Regions from separate parts of the Homo sapiens genome. Here region 1 is linked to region 2. A link is a contact called in ENCODE Hi-C or POLR2A ChIA-PET data. All regions are on one chromosome and are shown on one strand. Each heading gives the region's core, a stretch centred on a gene start or an enhancer-like site at or near the end of the contact. The rest is flanking DNA. Distances are from core to core; before and after follow the strand shown.

Region 1 (5,198 bases), core at 2,067-4,566, 120 kb before region 2:
GGGGAAACAGCCAGCTTACACCTCTGGAAACTGCTTCAAAAGTCTGGGCTGAAGGCAGAGGTTTCAAAAAGGGAACCTTGATATGGGAAACATGCAAGAGTTGTGCCGGGAGCCCGGGCTGTGTGTCTTGCTTCAACGCCTATCTTGAGTTATGGTCCATCTAAAATGCAGGCTGGCGTCATCTCGCCTGTGGCCAGGCTGCAGATTATCTATCTTGAGGCAATCTTTAAGTGGGGGACAATTCTGCAGCTGGGCCTTTGTGCCTAGTTCATTTTAAATTAGCCCCTGGAATTTTTAAGAAGCATACAGTTAGATAAATGTGCATTGGGTAAGGGAGTACATTGTGGGAAATAGAAGGGAGTGGAGTTTCAAAGTATGTTTCAAGGCTATATTTTAAGACTAAAGAGAAAAGGTTTCTACAGTTTGTTTCAAGGTTACAGCTTGAGACTGGCAAGAAAGGAGAAAAGAAAAAAGTTTTCTTTTGAAGCTAAACTACTTGGTTAGAATACCTTGTTTTGCTTAAAATTAGTTTCCACGGACCTATCCACAATAACATTAATTGAGGACTTACTGTATTGAATGGCTTATCACATCAATGTCAAAATTGATGCTTTCATTCATTCAACAAATTATTATTGATACACATTATGTGTCACATACTGGGCTTTGGCACTGTGGCAATGAAGAAATATTTTCCTTCTTTTCTTGCTTGCTTGCTTTCTTTCTCTCTCTCTTTCTTCTTCTTCTTCTTTTTTTTTTTTTTTTTGATACAGAGTCTCGTCCTGTCTCCCAGGTTGGAGTGCAGTGGCACAATCACTGCTCGCTGCAGCCTCTATCTCCTGGGCTCCAGTGATCCTCCCACCTCAGCCTCCCGAGTAGTTGGGACCACAGGTGCACACCATCATGCCTGGCTATTTTTGTATTTTTGGTGGAGATGGTGTTTCACCGTGTTACCCAGCCTGGTCTTGAACTCCTTAGCTCAAGCAATCCACCCACCTCAGCCTCCCAAAGTGCTGGGATTACAGGCATAAGCCACCATGCCTGGTGAAGAAATATTTTCTTAATAACAAACTTAACAAAGAAATTAGACAGGCAAGATAGGGTAGTGATTTTTAGAGTTGAGACAGCCTGGAGTTTGAATCCCAGATCCGGGTATTTAATAGCAACATGACTTACACAATACTTAACCCATTTTGCCTCAGTTTCCTAATCTGTCAAAAAAAAAAAAAAACCTAGTAGTACCACTTAATAGGGTTGTTGTGAATAATGTGGTTATTAGTGTAAAGCTTTAGAACAATGCCTGAAACTTAGTAATTATTCAATAATTAGCCGTTAAAAATGTAACAGCTATATATGTAATGTCAGATAGTGAAAAGTGTTATAAAGAAAAAGAATTCAGGTTGGGTGCAGTGGCTCATGCCTGTAATCCCAGCGCTTTGGGAGGCTGAGGTGGGTGAGCCCAAGAGTTTGAGACCAGCCTGGGTAACATGGCAAAACTCTGTCTCTACAAAAGCCACATACACAAAATTTAGGTGGGCATGGTGGCCTGGGCCTGTGGTCCCAGCTACCTGGGAGGCTGAGGTGGGAGAATCACCTGAGCCTGGGAGGTCGAAGCTACAGTGAGCCAAGATTATGCCACTGCACTCCAGCCTGGGTGACAGTGGGAGACTCTGTCTCAAAAGAGAAAAAAAAGGAATTCAGATAAGGGGATAGTGCATGGTGGGATTATTTTACAGCAGCTGTTGCAGGAAGGCTGCTCTGAGGAGGTGACATATGAGCAGGGACCTGAAACCATATGAGAGAATACGCCATGCCATGGTTTGTGGAAGGACTATTTTAGATGGCAGGAACAAAGGCCCTGGGGCCGACAAGAGCTGCAAGGCCTAGGAGAGGTGGCAGAGAAAAAGATGCAAAGACAATTGTGAGCCAATCCCTACCCCATTGTGCTCTTTCTGTTTACACCTTTGGAAGGCAGCTGTCTGGGGGGGGTCTGATCACTTGCTGCAGGTGCCCTGAAAGGACACATGAGGGGCTGCTGTAGCAAACTGAAAGTCTTAGAGATGGGAAATAAGCTTAATGGATAGTATATACTTACCTTTATCAAATACTACTAGTCAAGTCAGAAGACATTGACAGGTCTAAAATCCCTTATCTTTCTTAAAAAATAGAAAGATAATAGAATGCCTGTGACTGTGTACATATTAACATTCTACAAAGACCTGGAGTGAAATGAGTAAATATTGACACTAAGTGGGATCCATAAAGGCTAGAAATAGCTTCATGCAAGCTTAGTTTAGATTTTGCCTCCAAATGAGGCAGGGCAGGTTTTACTTCCAAAGGGTTACAAAAAAAAGTCTTTGGGTTTTCAGTGCGCTTTGAATTTTGCAATTACAGATAAATGACTGGGAACCTGTAATAATTTCCTCATATGTGTCATTTATAGGATCCGCACTCTGGGAAACAACTTGTAGAAGACAAAATAAAAACCAGAACTCTGGGTAATTCTGCCTTAGCTCCCGTCTTTGAAGTATTTTATATTTGCTAAGTATAAATTCTTAAGATATTCTACTTGAAATAGCTGAAGAATCCCCTCTCTGGGACAGGTGCAGATTAAAAGAGCGCCACTCCATGATTTTCATAAAGGAGAAAATACGGAAGGCAGCCCCTGTGGGCAGCCCCGGGCCTACATGAGTTGATAGAGTTGAAGGTATAAATGTAGAGTATTAAGTTCCCAGTGACCGGAATGACCTGGTGAACAAAGAGGACAACTTTGCCAGTTTTCCCCTCTATTCAGCACATTTTGTTTCTCAGGTAAACATGGCTTGAAGCACGAGTGAGATGAAGCCTCAATGTTGGTGTCTACGTGGAGGCTTCCCGGATAGCCAGGATGTTCATAGCCCGGATGTTCATAGCCCTTCAGAACAGATGGAAATACTGCATTTATCTTCATCTGTACCGAAAAGGTACAGATAGAATGATAATAACCTGAACAAGGCTCCCCTTTCAATCCAATTATTCAGACGCTTAGGACCAGAAACTGCGAAACATAAAAACTGCAACCCGGATCTTAGTTATCTCGGTCTTAATGAGCTGCCGGCTGTTTCCCACTGCACCCCCCTTTCCGGGGGTCTTGCTGCTGAGATCTCCGCGCAGAGGGCGGCTCGGTCATCCCGCCGCCGGGCGCCGGCCACCAGGGGGCGCTGCGGCCTCCTCCCTCTCCCGGGAGCGGCCAAGCCAGCCCGGTGGGTGTTTCTCTCTCCCTCTCGCGCTCTCTCCTCCCGGCCTCACATCCGGGTCTGGAGCGCGGCCGCCGCTGTCACTGTTGGTGCGGGCGCGTCGGGGCCGGGCCGGGGCACTGTAAATGGCGGCGGAGGGAGGCGGAGCGGCGGCCACGCTCAGCCCAGATCCCCCGAAACTTTAGGTTCGAAGCCCCACAACTTTCCGGGAAGCGCTGCCGCTCCGGAGGCGTGGACGGAAGGGGAAGCCGAGGCGGGAAGTCTGGGGGAATCGGCAGGGAGCCGGGGAGACTCGAACCCGCGGCGGGGGCGGAGTCCGCCAGTGCCTCGCGCCTCCGCGGCCCCCGCCTCTTTCTCTGCACCCTCCCCGCGGCCGGAGCCGGAGCCGGAGCCGGAGCCGTAGTCGCAGCCGCAGCCGCAGCCGCGCGCCGGGCCTCGCAGGCAGCGGCGCGGCGAGCGCAGCCGGGCCCCCTCCTCGCGACCTCCGGGCCCTGTTGCTCGGGCGCACCTGGCGCGTGTGAGGCCGGGGCCGGCGTTTTCGGGAAGCTAGCAGGAGGCCGGGCCACGCGCAGCCCCTGCCGGCCCAGGTTCCTGGGGCCGGGCCCCGAGTAGTGCATGCGGGGCGGGGCGGCCGTGAGCCGGAGGCGAAGATGGAAGGCTTAACGCTGAGCGATGCGGAGCAGAAATACTATTCAGATCTCTTCTCCTACTGCGACATTGAGAGCACCAAGAAGGTGGTGGTCAACGGGCGGGTGCTGGAGCTGTTCCGGGCCGCGCAGCTGCCGAACGACGTGGTCCTACAGGTAACGTCGCGTCCCGGGGCCGGCGGGCGGCTTAGGCCTGCAGTCACTGGCCTCCAGGAGTGGGAGTGGGCGCCGATTCCTTGGGGCCCGGCGGGGGGCTGGTTCCTCGGGGGGTCCCCGCAGCGGGCAGGGGCCGCAGGTGCCCGGGAGGCCTGGACTCGCGCCGCGGCCAAGGGGGAGGGGGTTGCCCTTAGAGGACGGAACTCCTGTGGTGGGGGTCTGAAGAGCCTCAGCCGGTATCCCCCACGACCCTGAGAATCTGTGCTCTGTACTGCAAGAGCTATCTCACTTGAAGGATCTTAGGTTGTTAATGTGTGTGAATCCTAGAACCTGGCATATAGAGAGCTTTTCGGATCCTGCAGAGTAGTAAAGTTATCAGTATGGGCAAAATGGTTTTTTTAATTCTTGGATTAACCGAGAAGACGTGATAAAGTGAGTTCTATAGATTTAGGAATCGAAGAAGCAGTTTTTTTAAAGGAAGCAAAATTCTTAGGGAAATTTTTTAAAATGTGAACTACTTAGTAGTTTTACAAGTAGGCATACAAGAAGTTGTAATTATCTGTAGAACGTGTGTATGTGATGAGACTGAACAATGTTTTTCAACAGGCATTCGAAAGCATTTGTGGAACTTGTGGATTTGGGTTGGGAGATGAGTATTGAACAGCTGGTAGGCAGAAGTGCGTTATTTGCCCTAATCTGAAGCCCTGGAGGAGCAAACCCTGTAGGTTTAAAGCCTTTTTTTATCATATCTGCTTTTGAAACAGAGGACTTCCTAGAAGTTCTTATCTAATGTATGTGGTGAGCATTAATGCTACTCTGTTTAATGATTCATAGCTGCTAGTAGGAGTCTGTCTAAACAGTATGTTAGGAACAGGTTTTAAGCTTTCATCTTTTATATTGATCCAAGCTAGTTATCCACATCTCCAAAATTTAAAGCCACATGTATAGGTGTATGTAGTGGACTGCAAAGCATTGGACCAGGGTTTTGAAGGCTGGGTCCTTGACCCTACTCTGCTGTTAACCAGCAGTGTGACTTTGGGTCAGGCACTTTCCATTTTCAAGCATAAGTATGTTCATCCACAGAATGAAGGCAAGTTTCTTCCAACAAAAATTCTGTGAAGAATAAAAATGTCCACACACAGGTCTCTGTTTTAGAAGT
Region 2 (4,888 bases), core at 1,132-3,631:
GGAGGATTAAAGTAAGGGTTGTGCTATGGTAACAGCAGAAGGGTAGGGTTTTTTGTTGTTGTTGTTTTGTTTTTTTTTGTTTGTTTGTTTTTGAGATAGGGTCTCACTCTATGGCCCAGGCTGGAGTGCAATGGCGCGATCTTGGCTCACTACAACCTCTACCTCCCTGGTTCAGCGATTCTCCTGCCTCAGCCTCCCAAGTAGCTGGAACTACAGGTGTGCCCCACCATGCCTGGCTAATTTTAGTATTTTTAGTAGAGACGGGGTCTCACCATGTTGGCCAGGCTGGTCTCAAATTCCTGGCCTCAAGTGATCCACCCACCTCTGCCTCCCAAAGGGCTGGGATTACAGACGTGAGCCACTGCGCCTGGCCAAGGATGGGTCTTAATGACGGCAGGCCGTGTGCTGCTGAGTTCATTTGGGGCAGCAGGCAGAGGGAATGCTGCCTCCAGCAGTTCTCTATGTCTGCTCCTGCCCTGCCCTGCACTGTCCTTTAAAGAAGCATTAACAAATACTTCCAGAATATCAGGTTAATAGGGCAACAAATGATTTGCCTGCTAGAGGTGCTCACAAGTCTCTTACTCCTAGCAGCCCTCCATGGTGAGATTATGTTAGGGACTGCCATCCTACGCCTTCAAACATCAAAGACAGGTGACTTTCCTATGGACATAAAATGGTTCTAAAACAGTATTTTCCCCTACATAGAAATCAGTTATGTGAACGACAATGTAATTCTCAGCATTTCTTGAATCCTGGTTATTTCATGTAAACAAGAATGCTTGGATTCCTAATATAGTACTGGCAAAATTATTCTTTTTGGCCTGATGAACTAGTTTTATTTATTTACGACAGAGTCTCACTCTGTCACCCAGGGTGGAGTAAAGTGGTGCGATCTTGGCTCACTGCAACCTCTGCTCACTGAACCTCCCCGGGTTCAAGCAAACCTTGGCTCACTGAACCCCCCTGGGTTCAAGTGATTCTCCTGCCTCAGCCTCCTGAGTAGCTGGGATTATAGGCATGCCACGATGCCCAGCTAATTTTTGTATTTTTAGTAGAGACGGGGTTTCACCATGTTGGCCAGGCTGGTCTCAAACTCCTGACCTCAAATGATCTGCCCGCCTGGGCCTCCCAAAGTGCTGGGATTGCAAGCGTGAGCCACCGCGCCCAGCCAGAACTCGCTTTAAACCCATTTTTTTCTTTAATGAATTTGAATCTCAACTAAGAAAAAAAAGAACTATTCTTAGTTTCACCTCCCTCAAAAAAAAATTCCCCTTAAGTTCTCTCAGGGCTCATAAATGTCAAAGCAAAATGCAAATTTCTACCTTTCTCCCCACAACCAAATAGTGTTACTCAAGTTAACATGTTGCAGTTTATGCTTTTAAGCGGCTTAAATGTTACTCATATTATGAAACTACAAAACACCCTATTTTAGTAATACTTCATGAAAATAAAATTCTTTGGAGAAATGACAAGTTAAAGCTTCCCAGTAGAGCTCATATAATGATTTATGAATTTCTTTATCACATGTGCCTAACTCTACAGAAAAGCAATGGCATAAAAATTCAGCAGCAACTTTACCTTCATGAATAAACTGAATGTTGTCTTTGGGTCACATTTTGTTGGAATAACATTTCCTTCAACATCTTTGATCTTTTTGCCACATTTCTTCAGCAGAAAATACGACAAAAATTCCAGAGGTTTGTCCTAAAGAATGCCCAACCCCCCCGCAAGAAAAATGCCCATTTAAAACATTCTTCTGAAATACAGATGTCAATACTGCAGCAGAAGAGAGAGCACACTTTTTAGCAGGGATTTCAGCTTTCTACCTAATTAATTGACATGTCCAGAAAACAGAGTGACTAGTGCTCAATTCAAGTCAGTACATGAGACTTTCTAGTTCATCTCATATTCCAGTTACCATATGTACTCTTGGTTCTCAACAATTTGTCACAATCCAGTTAAGACACCAAAATTTTATGGGAGGGTCTCTCAAGATCTTTGGAACCAAAGTGGCCCACACCAACCCCTTGGCCAAATGAGGAAACGGGACAGGAAGGATCTTGTTGTCTTTCAGGGGGAGGAAGAAGGCCTGGGAGAGAGGCTGCAGTAGCAGAATTGCTGGGAAAACATGCTGGGGCTCTCAAATTTGGTTCCCCTCAGGCTATAGGTTTGAGCACCATCCAAATTATATCATACATGGTTATTTTTAAATAATTAGGTGGAAATAAGTACACTGAACTGACACCAAGCATGCTGAGTAATCCTTCAGTGTTTTGGCAGACAGTGAGGGGGCACCTCTGTGAATATCCCTGCTCATTTTATCAGCAAGGCTCGCCAAAGGCCTTTCGTCATTGGGCTGCCTGAGCCTCACTGCAGAGCTGAGACTTCACAGGAGACAAACTACAGCTAATGCAGCTTCGCAGCCCCCACCCAGTGCAGGACAGCTACGCCCAGAAATGCCTGGTGCAGACCCAGGAAGCCACACTGAAACAGGAGCAGATACTCAATAATAAGGAGAGAGAGAATGTGTGCAGAGACAATGTTAAATTCACCCACAAAGCAGAATTATGATGGTGGAAGAGAAAGATTTGAGACTCTCCTTGAGAATTCCTTGGAAACTAGAGAATTTAGATTATTGAATATGTTAACAGCAGCCCTATCTCCATTCTATTCCCGACTCCCCTCAGAGGGAGAGCTGCACGTTGCCTTTTCTTTTCTTTTTCTTTTTTTGAGACAGAGTCTTGCTTTGTCACCCAGGCTGGAGTGCAATGGCACGATCCCAGCTCACTGCAACCTTCACCTCCTGGGTTCAAACAATTCCCTGGCCTCAGCCCCCTGAGCAGCTGGGATTACAGGTGCCCGCCACCATGCCCGGCTAGTTTTTGTATTTTTAGTAGAGACGGGGTTTCACCATGTTGGCCAGGCTGGTCTCCAACTCCTGATCTCAAATGATCCGCCTGCCTCGGCCTCCCAAAGTGCTGGGATTACAGGCATAAGCCACCACGCCTGGCCACATTGCATTTTCCTATAGCCATGCTGTCCTCTTTGGGGCTGGGAGAGCTGTCTGGAGACTGGCCTCTCCTCACTATTTTCTGAAATGTGGACTGGCTCCTTCTCACTGTTTTCTGAAGTGTAGACTGACCTTAATGAGAGAGAACCTTGGATCTGTGTCTGATGAAATTGTTTCTTTGGGTTTCTCCTACACCCATCCCCAGCCGAATTACTGATTTGCTTCTTTCCGTTCCGTTGTGTTCTCTTTCCCTTCCTCTCTCATCTAGCCCCTTTTCCCGTCATCTTTTCACATCTGGGTCACACTTTCTCAGATTTCTCCTGAAACTAGGAATTGGTTTCTCTGTTGAGTAAAGTTTATGTGAAATATAAAGCCACTAACATGTTTTATTAAAAAAAAAAAAAAGTCACTTCTGACTGAAATTAAGCACAAGACAGAAAACAGGGCACAATGTAATAAACTTTAAATAACCTAGAAGATTTTCCTACTTGTCTGTTTTGTGTACTTAACACATCTTGGGCCCAGAATCTCTTAGTGGCTATTTTTATAAACTGATGTAATTTCTCTGAGGAACTGTGCTCTGAAAGGGATAAACTGGTCAAAAAAATTAATAATAACTGCAAACAGAATTTATTTAAATGTTGGTTTTCATAGTTTACTTTCTTCAAAGAAACACTTACAGAATCTTCTTTTGACAACTCCATCAATCCATCTGCCAGAGCTTGCGCAGTATCTTGGTTGTTTAGAATGTTGGTCATACCCATGGTGTCAAACATAAACTGCCCTGTAAATACAAGGCCACATGCCCTGTAATTGATTTATGTAAGAAATGTGATTTAAAAACAACAACTCAGTCCTCACAGTTTCTTTTTTTTTTTTTTTTTTTTGAGACAGAATCTTACTCTGTTGCCCAGGCTGGGGTGCTGTGGCAAAATCATAGCTCACTGCAGCCTTGATCCAAGTGATCCTCCCACCTCAGCTTCTCAAGTAACTGGGACTATAGGCATGCACCACCATGCCTGCTTAATTTTTTAACTTTTATTTATTTATTTATTTTGAGATGGAGTCTCGCTCTTGTCACCCAGGCTGGAATGCAGTGGCGCAATCTGGGCTCACTGCAACCTCCGCCTCCTGGGTTCAAGCAATTCTCCTTCCTCAGCCTCCTGAGTAGCTAGGATTACAGGTGCCTGCCACCACGCCCAGCTAAATTTTTTTTTTTTTTTTTTTTTTTGTAGTTTTAGGAGAGACCGGGTTTCACCATGTTGGCCAGGCTGGTCTTGAACTCCTGACCTCAAGTGATCCTCCTGCCTTGGCCTCCCAAAGTGCTGGGATTACAGGCGTGAGCCACTGCAGCCAGCCAACTTTTTAACTTTTTGTAGAGATGGGGTCTTGCTGTGTTTCCCAGGCTGGTCTCAAACTCCTGGCCTCAAGCAATCTGCCCACCTCAGCCTCCCAAAGCATTGGGACTACAGACATGAGCCACCGTACTGGACCCACAGTTGTTTTTTTAGTGGATAAAAATGCAAAGAATAGCAGTAAAAATTCTATTATGCAATGAGGATTTCTACTATGATAAAATATAAAATGAACCAAAGTAATTTAAATGTCTAGTCTATAAAAAGTGCCCACTCCGGCAAAGCTGATATTGAATGAAATGTATAAATTGGACAATAAGGAGAGAGCATGTGAAAAGGAGCTCAATAAATTTAAATGTAAGACTCTCGATCCTACCAGGAGTTCCTCTATATTCTCCTTTATCTCTGCGCTCAAGTAGGCATTTGTTTTTTTGTTTTTTTGTTTTTTTGTTTTTTTTGAGACAGGGTCTCATTCTGTTGCCCAGGCTGGAGTGCAGTGACGCGATCTCAGCTCACTGAAACC

What was found. A loop is a pair of places that touch in the nucleus more often than their neighbours do. ChIA-PET counts read pairs that join two places held with the same protein, here RNA polymerase II (POLR2A). Pooled maps may share reads with other maps.
Region 1: a loop to region 2 is called in a pooled map, with 4 times the contacts of the local background. The contact joins the promoter of REPS1 here to the enhancer-like site in region 2. A Hi-C loop is called at or near these places in 2 of 37 single-sample maps with no recorded cell type and 6 of 50 pooled maps. POLR2A ChIA-PET finds 5 or more read pairs at or near these places in 2 of 52 experiments (OCI-LY7 and SK-N-SH).

Annotation. Positions count from the first base shown.
Region 1 is chr6:138,986,371-138,991,568 of GRCh38, reverse strand. REPS1 (RALBP1 associated Eps domain containing 1) reads left to right here and starts at 3,316. Exons shown (of 20, transcript NM_001286611.2): 1 at 3,316-4,039. The coding sequence starts at 3,887. RefSeq lists silencers at 3,085-3,324, 3,515-3,814.
Region 2 is chr6:138,867,009-138,871,896 of GRCh38, reverse strand. ECT2L (epithelial cell transforming 2 like) reads right to left here. Exons shown (of 22, transcript NM_001077706.3): 13 at 3,691-3,794. Among named protein-coding and RNA genes, the nearest start is that of ECT2L, 73 kb to the right of the region's middle. Within about 2 kb of position 2,381, at least 5 of the 41 ENCODE cell types and tissues checked have a DNase peak (open chromatin) inside an H3K27ac peak, as active enhancers do.